Regions from separate parts of the Homo sapiens genome. Here region 1 is linked to region 2. Evidence: chromatin contacts called from ENCODE Hi-C or POLR2A ChIA-PET data. All regions are on one chromosome and are shown on one strand. The core of a region is the stretch at or near the end of the contact, and the rest is flanking DNA. Distances in the headings are between cores, read along the strand shown. Region 1 overlaps RBM20 (RNA binding motif protein 20). Region 2 has its middle 84 kb from the start of SMNDC1.

The links. Hi-C counts contacts between places; a loop is a spot of excess contacts on that map. ChIA-PET counts read pairs that join two places held with the same protein, here RNA polymerase II (POLR2A). Pooled maps may share reads with other maps.
Region 1: a loop to region 2 is called in a pooled map, with 7 times the contacts of the local background. The contact joins two enhancer-like sites. A Hi-C loop is called at or near these places in 1 of 37 single-sample maps with no recorded cell type and 3 of 50 pooled maps. POLR2A ChIA-PET finds 5 or more read pairs at or near these places in 1 of 52 experiments (activated T-cell).

The regions. Positions count from the first base shown.
Region 1 is chr10:110,770,813-110,776,694 of GRCh38, forward strand. All of the region lies in intron 1 of RBM20 (RNA binding motif protein 20), which reads left to right. Among named protein-coding and RNA genes, the nearest start is that of PDCD4-AS1, 97 kb to the right of the region's middle. RefSeq lists enhancers at 3,671-4,870, 3,761-3,950. Within about 2 kb of position 4,284, at least 4 of the 41 ENCODE cell types and tissues checked have a DNase peak (open chromatin) inside an H3K27ac peak, as active enhancers do.
Region 2 is chr10:110,386,141-110,392,162 of GRCh38, forward strand. No RefSeq gene overlaps it. Among named protein-coding and RNA genes, the nearest start is that of SMNDC1, 84 kb to the left of the region's middle. RefSeq lists enhancers at 2,153-2,432, 2,483-2,642, 2,653-2,722. Within about 2 kb of position 2,236, at least 3 of the 41 ENCODE cell types and tissues checked have a DNase peak (open chromatin) inside an H3K27ac peak, as active enhancers do.

The DNA of each region.
Region 1 (5,882 bases), core at 3,034-5,533, 390 kb after region 2:
TTTCATCCCAACATCGTGTAGATTAGGCACTTAACAGCGCCTCAGAGGCACACACTGAAATTGCATTTTCTTCCGATTTGGTTAAAAGGAAAAACGTGACAAGAAGTCTGTTTGTTGAATACTTTACAATTTTATACTTGATGTGGTTAGTGATATTTACATAATTTTGTCCGTGTTCAAAGACTGAATCTAATCCACATTCTCTGTAGAGCTTCATCTTTCAAAGCATTGTAGCAATACACAGGGAACATTAAGCCAAGAAAACGAAGGGAGAACACACAGCTATTATCTACATACACATATACATGGAGCAGGCATGTCCATGGATAAATTTTTTTTTGGTTTTTTTTGTGGGTTTTTTTGAGACAGAGTCTGGCTCTGTTGCCCAGGCTGGAGTGCAGTGGTGTGATCTCAGCGATTCTCCTGCCTCAGCCTCCCGAGTAGGTGGGACTACAGGCGCGCACCACTATGCCTGGCTAATTTTTGTATTTTTTTTAGTAGAGACCAGGTTTCGCCATGTTGGTCAGGCTGGTCTAGAACTCCTGACCTTAAGTGATCCGCCTGCCTCACCCTCCGAAAGTGCTGGGATTACAGGCGTTAAGCCACCATGCCTAGCCCATTGAATAGAAGTGTTTATTGGTTCCACACACCTACCATGTGCTAGGTATTGTGATGTGGTGTGGGACACATATAGTTCCTATCTTCGAATGATCATGGGACAGTGGGAAAGTCAGACAAGTGCTTCAGTAGACAATTATGAGAGCAGGTGGTGGAGTTAGAAGAGAGTACAGTTGAGGCTGATGGAGCAGAAGGGCATTCTGAAGATCATGAAAGGGACATCAGTGCACACTGGATGGGAGCAGAAACCAGAGAAGGCTGCCTGGAGGAGGTGTCCTGTGAGCTACATTTCAAAGTATGGTAGATATCTAGGTGAAGGGGAGTAGGGAGGAGGTTGTGTAGGGAGAGGGGCCAGTATATGCCAAGGCATCAATGCTTGTGTGTACATTTTCTATCACTGGGCCAGGATTGATCTATAAATCCCTATGTATTTCTTTGTGTGTATAAACATTAGCAATTTGGTTTCTTAGAGAAACCAAATGCTTTGCATAGCAGTTTTAAAATATACATTTCGAAAAGCTCATTTTTCCATTACAAAAGACTCAGATGTTCCCAAGAAAAGTTTCTCAGTTGAGAGGTCACCAGATCTTATGTTACCGAGAAAATGGAAAGATTTCCCCTAACCCCAGAAGTCAAACCAGCTTCCTCAATTTGAGACTGCACAAAACCAATTAATTTTTGCCCATTGTGGATTTTCTTAATAATTGCATCTCCGACAAACCAACTCCTGTCCTAAATGGATTTGAGCCACATTTCACTCTGAAAGCTGTGGGTCCATCTGGGAAATGTCTTTGTAGATGAGAGAATTTTATAATAAAGTATTTTTGGTATTTCATTTACTAAATCTTCAGGGATATAGGTAAGAGAGCCTCCGTGCTGAACTGACTGCCTAACAGAACAAGGTTAGAGAGAATGAAATTATTTCATGCTGTCTGGCCTGCAACACATGCCTCTGAACGAAGCCATATACAGTCGCGGGTCGCATAATGATGTTCTGGTCAATAACAGATGGCATATACAATGGTGGTCCCATAAGATTATAATACTGCATTTTTACTGTACTTGTCTAGGTTTAAACATATTTAGATATGCACAAATACTCACCATTGTGTTCCAGTTGCCTCCAGCATTCAGTACAGGAACATGCTGTGCAAGTTTGTAGCCTAGGAGCAATAGGGTATATCATATAGCCTAGGTGTGTATGTACACTCTATGATGTTCGCATGACAAAATTGCCTAACAACACATTTCTCAAGACATGTCTCTATTGTTAAGCAGCACATGACTGTATATATAACAATGGTTTCTTTAAAAGCACTCCCAGGAGTGGCCAGGTGCAGAAATAGCTGAATTTGTGAGCAATGATAATGATAGTTAATATAATTATCATATTTTCCAGAGCACCTGCACATCACGTTTGATCTTTACAGTGAGTGGAACAGACATTACGATCTCCATTTGACAGATGAGGAAATTAAACCTTAGAGTTATCAGATTTCAAAGGTGAAGGGACCTTAGAGATCCTTTCATCCAGCTTTCTCATTTTACAAAAAAAAGAACTCCCTGAGATCCAGGGAAACTAACTGACCTAGGATCCCACAGGGAGTGAATAAGGGCTGTTGGGCCAGGCCCAGGTCTTCTGATTTCTAGCTTCCTGATTTTGCACTCCATTGCGCTATTCTCAGTCTTCAGTGTGTTAGAGGAAACTTGGTAGGTTATGCATTTGTTCTTAAGGAGAAATTTTGTTGATATCAGTCCTAGGCACTATTTTATAAATGCACACATGTGGAAAAATCCCTTATTTTCCTGCTTTTTTTCTATATATAGATACAGGCAGATACACAGACAGATAGACACACCACATGTGGATGTCACTGGGGAGATGAAGGTGGGATTGAACTTAGCAGAGTCTCAAAGGGGGCTTCAGCTTTATCTGTCAAATATTCTTTTATTAAAAAATTTTGAAGCAAAATGACCATTACAGTAGCATTTATTCATTTTGGATAATGGGCACTGAATTCATAAGTGTTTGTTTTCCTCTTCATATTTCTGTATTTTAAAATTTTCAAAAAAAACCAAATATGGATATTAAAAATAAATTCTCACCTATAATACCATACCCTCATTTTATAAAAATAAAGAATATTTTCAAAGAAATAAAAATGGTTCAGAAGGATGGAAAGAAAACTATACTATGGGACTCGTTAGTTAAGTTGACATTAATCCTCTGCTTTAAGTCTTTCCTGTGATGACACTAGCAGAATGTGTATCATTTTCTCTGCATTTGCTGCAGGATCAGTTCTCTTTGGCAGGTTTTGAGCCGTTCTAATAAGTCCAGCATGAAAGGCAGGCCTCTCGTGTCAGTTCTAAACCCACCAGCTGCCCCATTGTGACTGCATAGTCCCCTGGTTCTGAGACTGTGCTCTGCCTGATAAGCGACGTACGGAGCACAGTGGACTGAAAGCCCGGGGATCTGATACCAAACATGTTAGTTAAACTCATGTTTAACTAACCCAAACTCATGTTTAACTGGCCCAAAGGAAGTAGGCCCAGAAATGTGGTTTTTGGAGCTCCCTTTAATGAACGTGTAAACAGAGGATAGAATATTGGCCTTACAGTTTAAAAACCCTCCTTCAAGTCCCAGTCAAGTCCCTTATTCACTGGATGACCTCACACGGTTCATCTGATCTTTCTTGGTCTCAGTCTTCTTACTATAGACTGGAAATGGTCATATTTGACTTAGCTGTCCATATGGCTGTTCTGGAGATGAGACAGCTAATGAAGTGAGAACACTCATTAACACACCAACTGAAAAACACAAAACAAAAGAGAGATGATAGGATTATATTGCTGTTATGAATCATTCCAAGAGGTGTCATGGTGATATGAATCATCATATGGTAATGTCATGGCTAAGGCCCAAACACAGAATAGCAGCATTGACCCAGTAGTCTCGAAATTAGTCACAGAGGCCAAGCTAGTGAAGACCCAGCAGCCCTATTGTTATCAAGAAAGAGCACTATCCAAAAGGTGTGTGGCCTCATCTTCTCCTTGCAAAGAGAGAATTCATCTGGTATATGTTGATAGGCGTGTATCCGACCACAGCTACCTCCATCAGCCCTGAGGACAGAGGCAGCCTGCATTCCAGTCCCAGCTCTTCTCTGTCTCGGTGTGTGACTTAGGCGGTTTCACAGAGGACGCCAACTTCATTGGCTTTTGCGGTTTTTTGTTTGTTTGTTTTTTGTTGTTTTCTTTTTGTTTGTTTTGTTTTGTTTTTGTCTGTAGAATGAGTGAGTTAAACTAAATTGTCTGTAAGGCCTCAGCTCACTCTTAAAGTGTGATCACTAGCTAGAGTTTGAACTTTAGCCCCAATATGACTGTTGTGTTGTCATTGTCACCTTTGTAACCTGACATTCAGGAATGTCCCTCTCTAGTTCATATTCTGACCTAGCTTCTGAAAGCATTATAGCAGAGTTGAGAATTTTTGATCTAGGAAAGATAAATATTAAAAAGAAATTCCCACCAAAATACCATAAATAAGGAATGTTTTAAAGAAAAATGGTTCAGAAGGAAGGAAAACTATAATGTAGTTCTTGTTAGTTAAGTTGACATTAATCCTCTCTTTGCTTTAAGTCTCTCCTGTGTTGACACTAGCAGAATGTGTCATAAAGACATGGAAAGATCATAAATTCTCAACTCTGCTCTAAAGATCTGACCTTCAGCGTTGCATTTATTTGGCCACACCTTTATAGTGTGGTCATACCTAGAAAATATTTTCTTGCCTGGTCATCAGCCCTCTCACCTCGATTACTTTCTATATTTTAGCACAAAAGAAGAAATGGCGCATTCACCACTCAGCCAGTTGCACTGGAAGTGAATTTAAATTCCTGAACTGGTTATCTTGGAAGATATTGTGCTTATTGCAGATGTGGCCGGTGCATGAGTTTAGGCACTACCATGCTCTGGGCTGTGGTTCTTGGCTCCTGCTTCTGGATGGCTGGACATTACCAGGAGAGAGCCTGCTGATACATCTACGCACATTCACTCTACTGCACTTCAGCTGTGTCCTTGTTATTCCACAGCCCTTTAAGTCCTGGTTCACCAACCAGATGTTAAGACTCTCTTGGATCCCTCAAATCCCATCCCCATGCCTGCTGCCTCCTCTCTCAGCAGTTGCCCACTCCTTATCTTCTAATCCTCTTTTCTCCCTATGATGATGATAGTGACCCTGTAGCTCCAACTACTGGGTCCTCACAGTCAGTCCACTCCTGCAGAGGAAACTGGAGGGTGACCAGGAACCTTCAAGTCAATGTGGGCCACAGACAGGAACCGTCTTTAAAAGATGGTTAAATGCCCGTGGTTTACGTAGGTTGGCTTTCTTTAAGCAAATAAAGGAAATGCATTGCTTCATGTCCAGCAAAGTACAGGGTGGATTCAGGAGAAGCTGGCTCAAGGCATTCCTAGGAAGTCATCAAGGAGCTGCCTGTACCTCTGTCTTCAGGCCAGCATCTTCTGAGTTGGCTTTATTCTCAAGCAGGCTGTCATTAAGTGATGGCTTAACAACAATTTAGCAACCATGGCATGACAGAGAATCATGCCTGATAGCTCTAACAAAGTATCCGAGAGTGTTCCCCCATGAGCCAATCACTGTTGCCAGAGGGATGTGGTTCTTGGACTGGCCAGGTCTGAGACACGTTGCTTGGGCCCCTATTTGTGCAGAATTGGCCCCTGACTACATTCCCAGAGGGTCTTTGGATGTTTGGTCAGATGGTCTGTACTCTGGGGGGATCAATTCATACCAGCAAGGTCCAGTCAGCCCCTACACCTACCACCGCCTCTCTAGTGGAAGCCACTTTTGCATCTAATTGTCTTGGGAATTGTGTTGGTTTTCTATTGCTGCTGTAACAAATTGCCACAAATTTAATGGCTTATAATAACATACATGTATTATCTTACAGTTCTGGAGGCCATAAGTCCAAAACCAGCCTCACTGGACTACGGTCAAGGTGTTAGTTCCTTCTGGAGGCTCTAAGGGACAATCTGTTTCCTGGTCTTTTCTAGTTTCTAAGAGGCTTCCTGCATTTCTTTGGCTCATGGCCCCTTCCTCCATCTTCAAAGCCAGCAGCAAAGCATCTTCTCTCCTCTCTGACTTCTGTTTCCATCCTTATATCTTCTCGCTGACTCTGATCCTCCTGCTTCCGTCTTAGAAGGACTCTTGTGATTACATTGGGCATACCAAATTAAATTCAGAAATTCAGATAATC
Region 2 (6,022 bases), core at 986-3,485:
ACCACTATCCAGCTCCAGAATGTTTTCATCATCCCAAATTGAAACTCCATACTCATTAAACAATAACTCCCTATTCCCTCCTCCCCACAGCCCCTGGTTACCACTATTCTTTCTATCTCTATGAATTTTACTATTCTAGATACATAATGTAAGTGGAATCACACAATATTTGTCCCTTTGTGTCTGGCTTATTTCACTTAGCATGTTTTCAAGGTCCGTCCATGTTGCAGCATGTATCAGAATTCTTTTGAAAGACAATAACAACCCAGTTTATTGTATCACATTTTGTTTATTTATTCATTTGTCAGTGAACATTTAGGTTGTTTCCACCTTTACTATTGTGAATAATACTGTTATGAACATGAGTATACAAATATCTGTTCGAGGCTGGGTGCGGTGGCTCACACCTGTAACCCCAGCACTTTGGGAGGCCGAGGTGGGCTGGGCAGATCACTTGAGGCCAAGAGTTCAAGACCAGCCTGGCCAACATGGTGAAACCCTGTCTCTATCAAAAATACAAAAATTAGCCAGGTATGGTGGTAGTGTGCCTGTAGTCCCAGCTATCCCAGAGGCTGAGGCAGGAGAATCGCTTGAACCTGGTAGGTGGAGGTTGTAGTGAGCCAAGATCGCACCACTGCACTCTAGCCTGTGCAACAGAGTGAGACTCTGTCTCCAAAAAAAAAAAAAAAAAAAAGAAAGAAAGAAAGAAAAGCAAGAAAAGGAAAAAAAAATCTGTTTGAGTCCCTGTTCTAATTCTTTTGTGTTTATACTTGGAAGTGGAATTGCTGGACCCTATGGTTATTCTGTTTAATTTTTTGAGAAACTGCCTACCGTTTTCCACTGAGGTTGCCTCATTTTACATTCCCACCGGCAATGCACAAGGGCACCAATTTCTCCACATCCGTACCAATACTTGTTACTTGTTTTTTGATAATAGCTACCCTAATGAGTACGAAGTGGTATCTCATTGTGGTTTTGATTTGTATTTCTCTAGTGATCAGTGATGTGAACATATTTTAATGTGTATATCTTTTTGTATATCATTTGTATATCATTTTGTATATCATGTGTATATCATTTGTATATCTTTTTTGGAAAAATGTCTATTCAAGTCCTTTTCTCATTTCTTGAATTGGGTTGTTTGGGTTTTTGTTGTTACTGAGTTTTAGAGTTCTTTAGATATCCTGGATTAATCCCCAATCGGATATATGATTTGCAAATACTGTATCTCATTCTTGGATGGTCTTTTCACTCTGTTGATAGTGTCTTTTAATGTGCAAAGTTCTAACTTTTTATGAAGTTCAATTTATGTAAAGGAATTACTCTAAAAGTATTTAAAATAAAAAAGGAGAAAAGTGCCGGGTGCATTTGCTCACACCTGTAGTCCCAGCAACTCAGGAGGTTGAGGCAGGAGGATTGCTTGAGCCCAGGAGTTCAAGGTTACAGTGAGCCATGGTTGTGCTACTTCACTGCAGCCTGGGCAACAGAGGGACATCCTTTCTCTAAGAAAAAGAAAGAAAGAGAGAAAGAGAGAAAGAAAGAGAGAAAGAGAGAAAGAAAGAAAGAAAGAGAGGAAGGAAGGGAGGAAGGAAGGAAGGGAGGGAGAGAGAGGGAAAGAAAGAAAGAGAAAGAAAGAAAGAAAAAGAAAGAAAGAGAAAAAGAAAGGAAGGAAGGAAGAAAGAAAAGGAAGGGAAGGGGAATGGGGGAGGCAAGGGAAAGGAAAGGAAGGGAGAGAGAAAGAAAAGAGAAAAAAAAAGAAACGAGGTGGAAAAAGAAAAAGGAAGATGGGGCAGAGACATGTGGAACCAAAAGCAGGTTCTGTGGTCCTTGGCTCTTGTTCCTGGCTCGACATCACCTAGCTCAGGCTGCCCCAGCCCAGGGGCACAGCATTGAGAACAGAAGGTAGAAGGTGGGAGAGAGGCTGGCTGGGTTCCGGTTAGCCCCAACCCAGGCTCACAGGCCGCCTGACTGGGAGTGGGTGTGTGTGTGGAGGGGGTGGGAGCCCTGGGGTTTCCCTGAGATCTGTAACCTGGGGACTAGTAGGTGGGCTCAAAGGCAGGAAGTTCTCAGTTAGGAGACCTGTGGGTGCACCCACCTGCCTCTCTCAGCCTCCTTAACTGCAGATTAAATTCCGGGGCCCAGAGCCACGGTTTCTAAAGAGCATCTGTCTCTCTCTCTCTCTTTCTGTCTCTCTCTCTCTGCCCTTTGCTCCCTGTAAATCACTCATCACATTTCTTTTGTTTCATGAGTTTTTTTTTCTGATTCTAAAAATAATATGCTTATAGAAAAGTGACCAAAGAATAGAGGGAAAAAACAAACCACAAGCCTACCATCCTGTGTAATAACAGTGACCATTCATTGGGTGTGAACCTTGTGGCAGGAACTGGGCTTCATACTTCCCTGACACCCGCCTCCAGACTTCCCCCAGCCCCTCACAATCATACAGGCCCCACCAAGGAAACTGAACCACTTGGTGAAGGGCTAGTTCGAACACAGCTGGGCTAGAAGAAATGATCCTGGCATGTCTTGGGGAAAGTAATCTGGTGTTAGGGTGACATGCATGACAAAACCATGTGCACAGCGGCCAGCAAGGAGGAGTGTGTGAGTGACTTTCCCTGTATCCAGCTGCTCTGGAAAGTGGGGTAGAAGGGAAAGTCGGGGACTCATGGCTCCCAAGACCTCTTTTATCTCCCTTCCAACAACAACGTGAAGCACAGAGCTCAATCCTATCACCCGTGATAAACCTCACAGTTAATGATCCAGCTGCCGCCAGGGGGACAGACTCACTGTCGCGCTGTCCAGAGAGATGTCTAGAGGGATAAGGGAGGGGATTTAGGAGGTCTATACATTATGCCTCTGGGTGACCTGTAGCAGGGAAAGGGGGTGTTGGGGGAGGTCTTCCCTTTCTTGTCTCCAGGCCAGAAAGTGAATGATCCCTTGGGATTGGTCACCAAAAGACACATTTTCAAAAAACCGCTGCCTTTGCTGTTAGTTGTCATGAGGTTGTCATGGTTGTCATGAGGAGTGTGAGGGGGCTCTTCAGGTCCCAGAGGCTTGACTGGCCGGGGTAGAGAAGCCCCCAAATGCCAGGTTTCGGGGGTCATTCCACTGAATCTTTCCCCAGGTCTGGCTGCTCCCTGTGTCCCTCCTGAAGAACCACAGCCTCACATGCCTGCATTTCCATGGCACACGGGGGTGGCTGACTCCTCGGCGTGAGGAGCCTGCAGCCTCGGAACCTCCCTTGTGCTTTGCTTCAGCCTTGTCTGCACCAGGCACTGAGACGAAATGATGAGCAACACCCATGAGGCTCTGCCTTCACAGGGGAAGACAGACCAGAAACATAGCAGCAAATCAGGAAGCAGATGATTCCAGCTGGTGACAGTGGTGACGAACCTCAACTGGGATGAACCGGGTGAGGCTGACTTTAGCCAGAGCTCCAGGTGACTGCTCTGAGGAGACAACATTCAGGCTGCAACCAGAATGATGAGAAGGGGTCTGCGTGTGAAGATCTAGAGGAAAAGACATCTGGGCAGAGGGAAGAGCAAATGCAAAGGGCCTGAGTGGGGAAGGAGCATGCCTGATTTGAGGGAAAGAAAGGCACATTTTAAAGCAGCAAGGCTCAGTGACCTTGCCCAATGCTGCCATATTGTGGATGAAGAGGCAAAGGCCCGGGAGAGAACCTGATTGGTCCATTGTCAATAGCCAGACCTTCCCTCTCGTCCTGGACAGTACTGTTTTCACTCTGCAAGTCTGCAGATGCCCCTCCGGCTTCAACTCATCCACCTGGTAAGGGCAGCATTGCAGCATAGGGCACAGTCACAAGAGCAACCCCACCCTCCTCTCCCTCATGATGGAAAGTTGTGGTGGCTGGGCATGGTGGCTCATGCCTGTAATCCCAGCTCTTAGGGAGGCAGAGGCGGGAGGATAGCTTGAGCCCAGGAGTTCGAGACCTGCTTGGGCAATATAGTGAGACCTTGTTCTCCACAAAAAGGAAAAAAAAAAAGAAAGAAAGAGTGTGATGTGAATGGGTGAGGGCAGCCCTCCTGCTGCTGGGGGACCTGGAAGCCAGCCTCCTTATCCATCAATATGGCACCTTGACAATCAGCAGCGGAAAGAGTAATGTGGCTTAAAACTCACCTCATGGTGGGTCACTCACACATGAGCGCTGAGACCTGCTGAGTGGTGCAGGCCTGACTCCGAAGGTCTCGCTAGTCCAGCCTTCTCCTCCTAAGATGGGGAAACCCAAGGATGAGCTGGAAGAACAGGTGAGAGGACCTCGGTTCTAATTGTCCAGTTCGTGTCTCAGTTTCTTCATTAAGAAACAGGCTAACTTGGCCAGATGCCATGGCTCATGCCTGTAATCCCAGCACTTTGAGAGGCCAAGGTAGGAGGATTGCTTGAGCCCAGAAATTTGAGACCAGCCTGGGCAATATAGGGAGGCCCCCATCTACAAAATTTGTTTTAAAAATTAGCCAAGCATGGCGGTGTGCACCTGTGGTCTTCAGAAGGCGGAGATGGAAGGATTGCTTGAGCCCAGGAGTTTGAGACTGGAGTGGACCAGGTTCGTGTCACTGCACTACAGCCTGGGCAACAGAGCAAGACCTTGTCTCAAAACAAAACAAACAAAGCTAATTCAAGTCTTGTCTTACTTTAGGCAAGTTTTGTCCTTAGGAAAACAATTCTCATTTAAATAGTTTACAGGGGCTATGACAATGCTGACAACTCTCACCCAGTGGTTAGAGAGTTTAAATAAGAAGTTTTGGTGGGTGCAACATGGCTCCCACCTGTAATCCCAGTGCTCTGGAGGGCCGAGGCGGGAGGATCCCTTGAGCTCAGGAGTTCAACGCTACAGTGAGCTGTGATGGCACCACTGCACTCCAGTCTGGTCAACAGAGTAGGGCTCCCATCTCTAAAAAGAAAGAAAAATAAAATAAATAATAGAGTTCCTTGAAGGGACAGATGGAAACCCCACACAAAATACCACTGGCTCTTAAACGTAGAAAGGTGCTCATCCACCTCCTAATAACAGCAATGAGAATTCAAGCTACGCTGAGACTCTGTATTTCATCTGTCTGTTTGCGAAAGACCAAAATGTTTGCTGATGCTGTTGGCGAGTAGGGGAGGAGAAGCTGGCCCAACATTCTGTGGAGGGCTTGGTGGCAACATTCAGTGAAAGGATAAAGGCCTGCACTCTTCTAGTTGGTACTGCTATTTCTAGGAACCCGTCCTACAGCTTGACAGGAAACAACCTAAATGTCCACTAAGATGGATCTGGCTAAATAAATTATGGGATGTCCACACACCAGAATACTATGCAGCTATGGAAAAGCGTAAGAAGGGCGTCTGTGTACTAATATGGCAGAATCTCAGGATAACCTTAAGTAAAAACATGGTGCTGGGATTTTTTTTTTTTTTTTTTTTTTTTTTTCAGTCATCACCCAAGGGCTTTCTAGCTCTTCCTCCAAAGACCTGTCTGGGCGATCATAGCTTTTTGGTCCCCAGCCCTGGAGCCCTCTCCAGACCGGTGCAGGCTCTGCAACTTGTTGGAACACCAGGTTTGCCTACAGAGCGAGGGACCTTTGGGGCACCAGTGACAGGCCGCGGTGAGGTCCACCTGGGTTAGCTCTGTGGACAGCTGCTTCTCCGGAGGCACTGACTGGCCAGTCAAGCCAGGCCCAATCCCTCATCCCCCGGGGTTTTGGTCCTTCCTTAGTCTACTATCCTGCAGATATAACTCTACAGGCCAAGCTCTCTCCCTCCAGGACTATCCCCACTGCACTTGACTTTTCCAAAATCCTGGCTGTGCTGTCTCAGGGAGCCCACTCTGGGTCTCAAGTCTTCCAAGAATGCCTGCCCTGCGGCTCAGCTTCCTGGGGACTCTCCTTTGCCCCCCTCCCACCAGTATCAAAAACCACTATTTCTCAAGAGGCAGGGTCACCTGTGCCAGGGGTCTGGTGGTAAACTGCTTGGGTTCCAATCTTGGCCCTGGGGTCTCCCAGTATATGTTAGCTGGCAGAGTTAC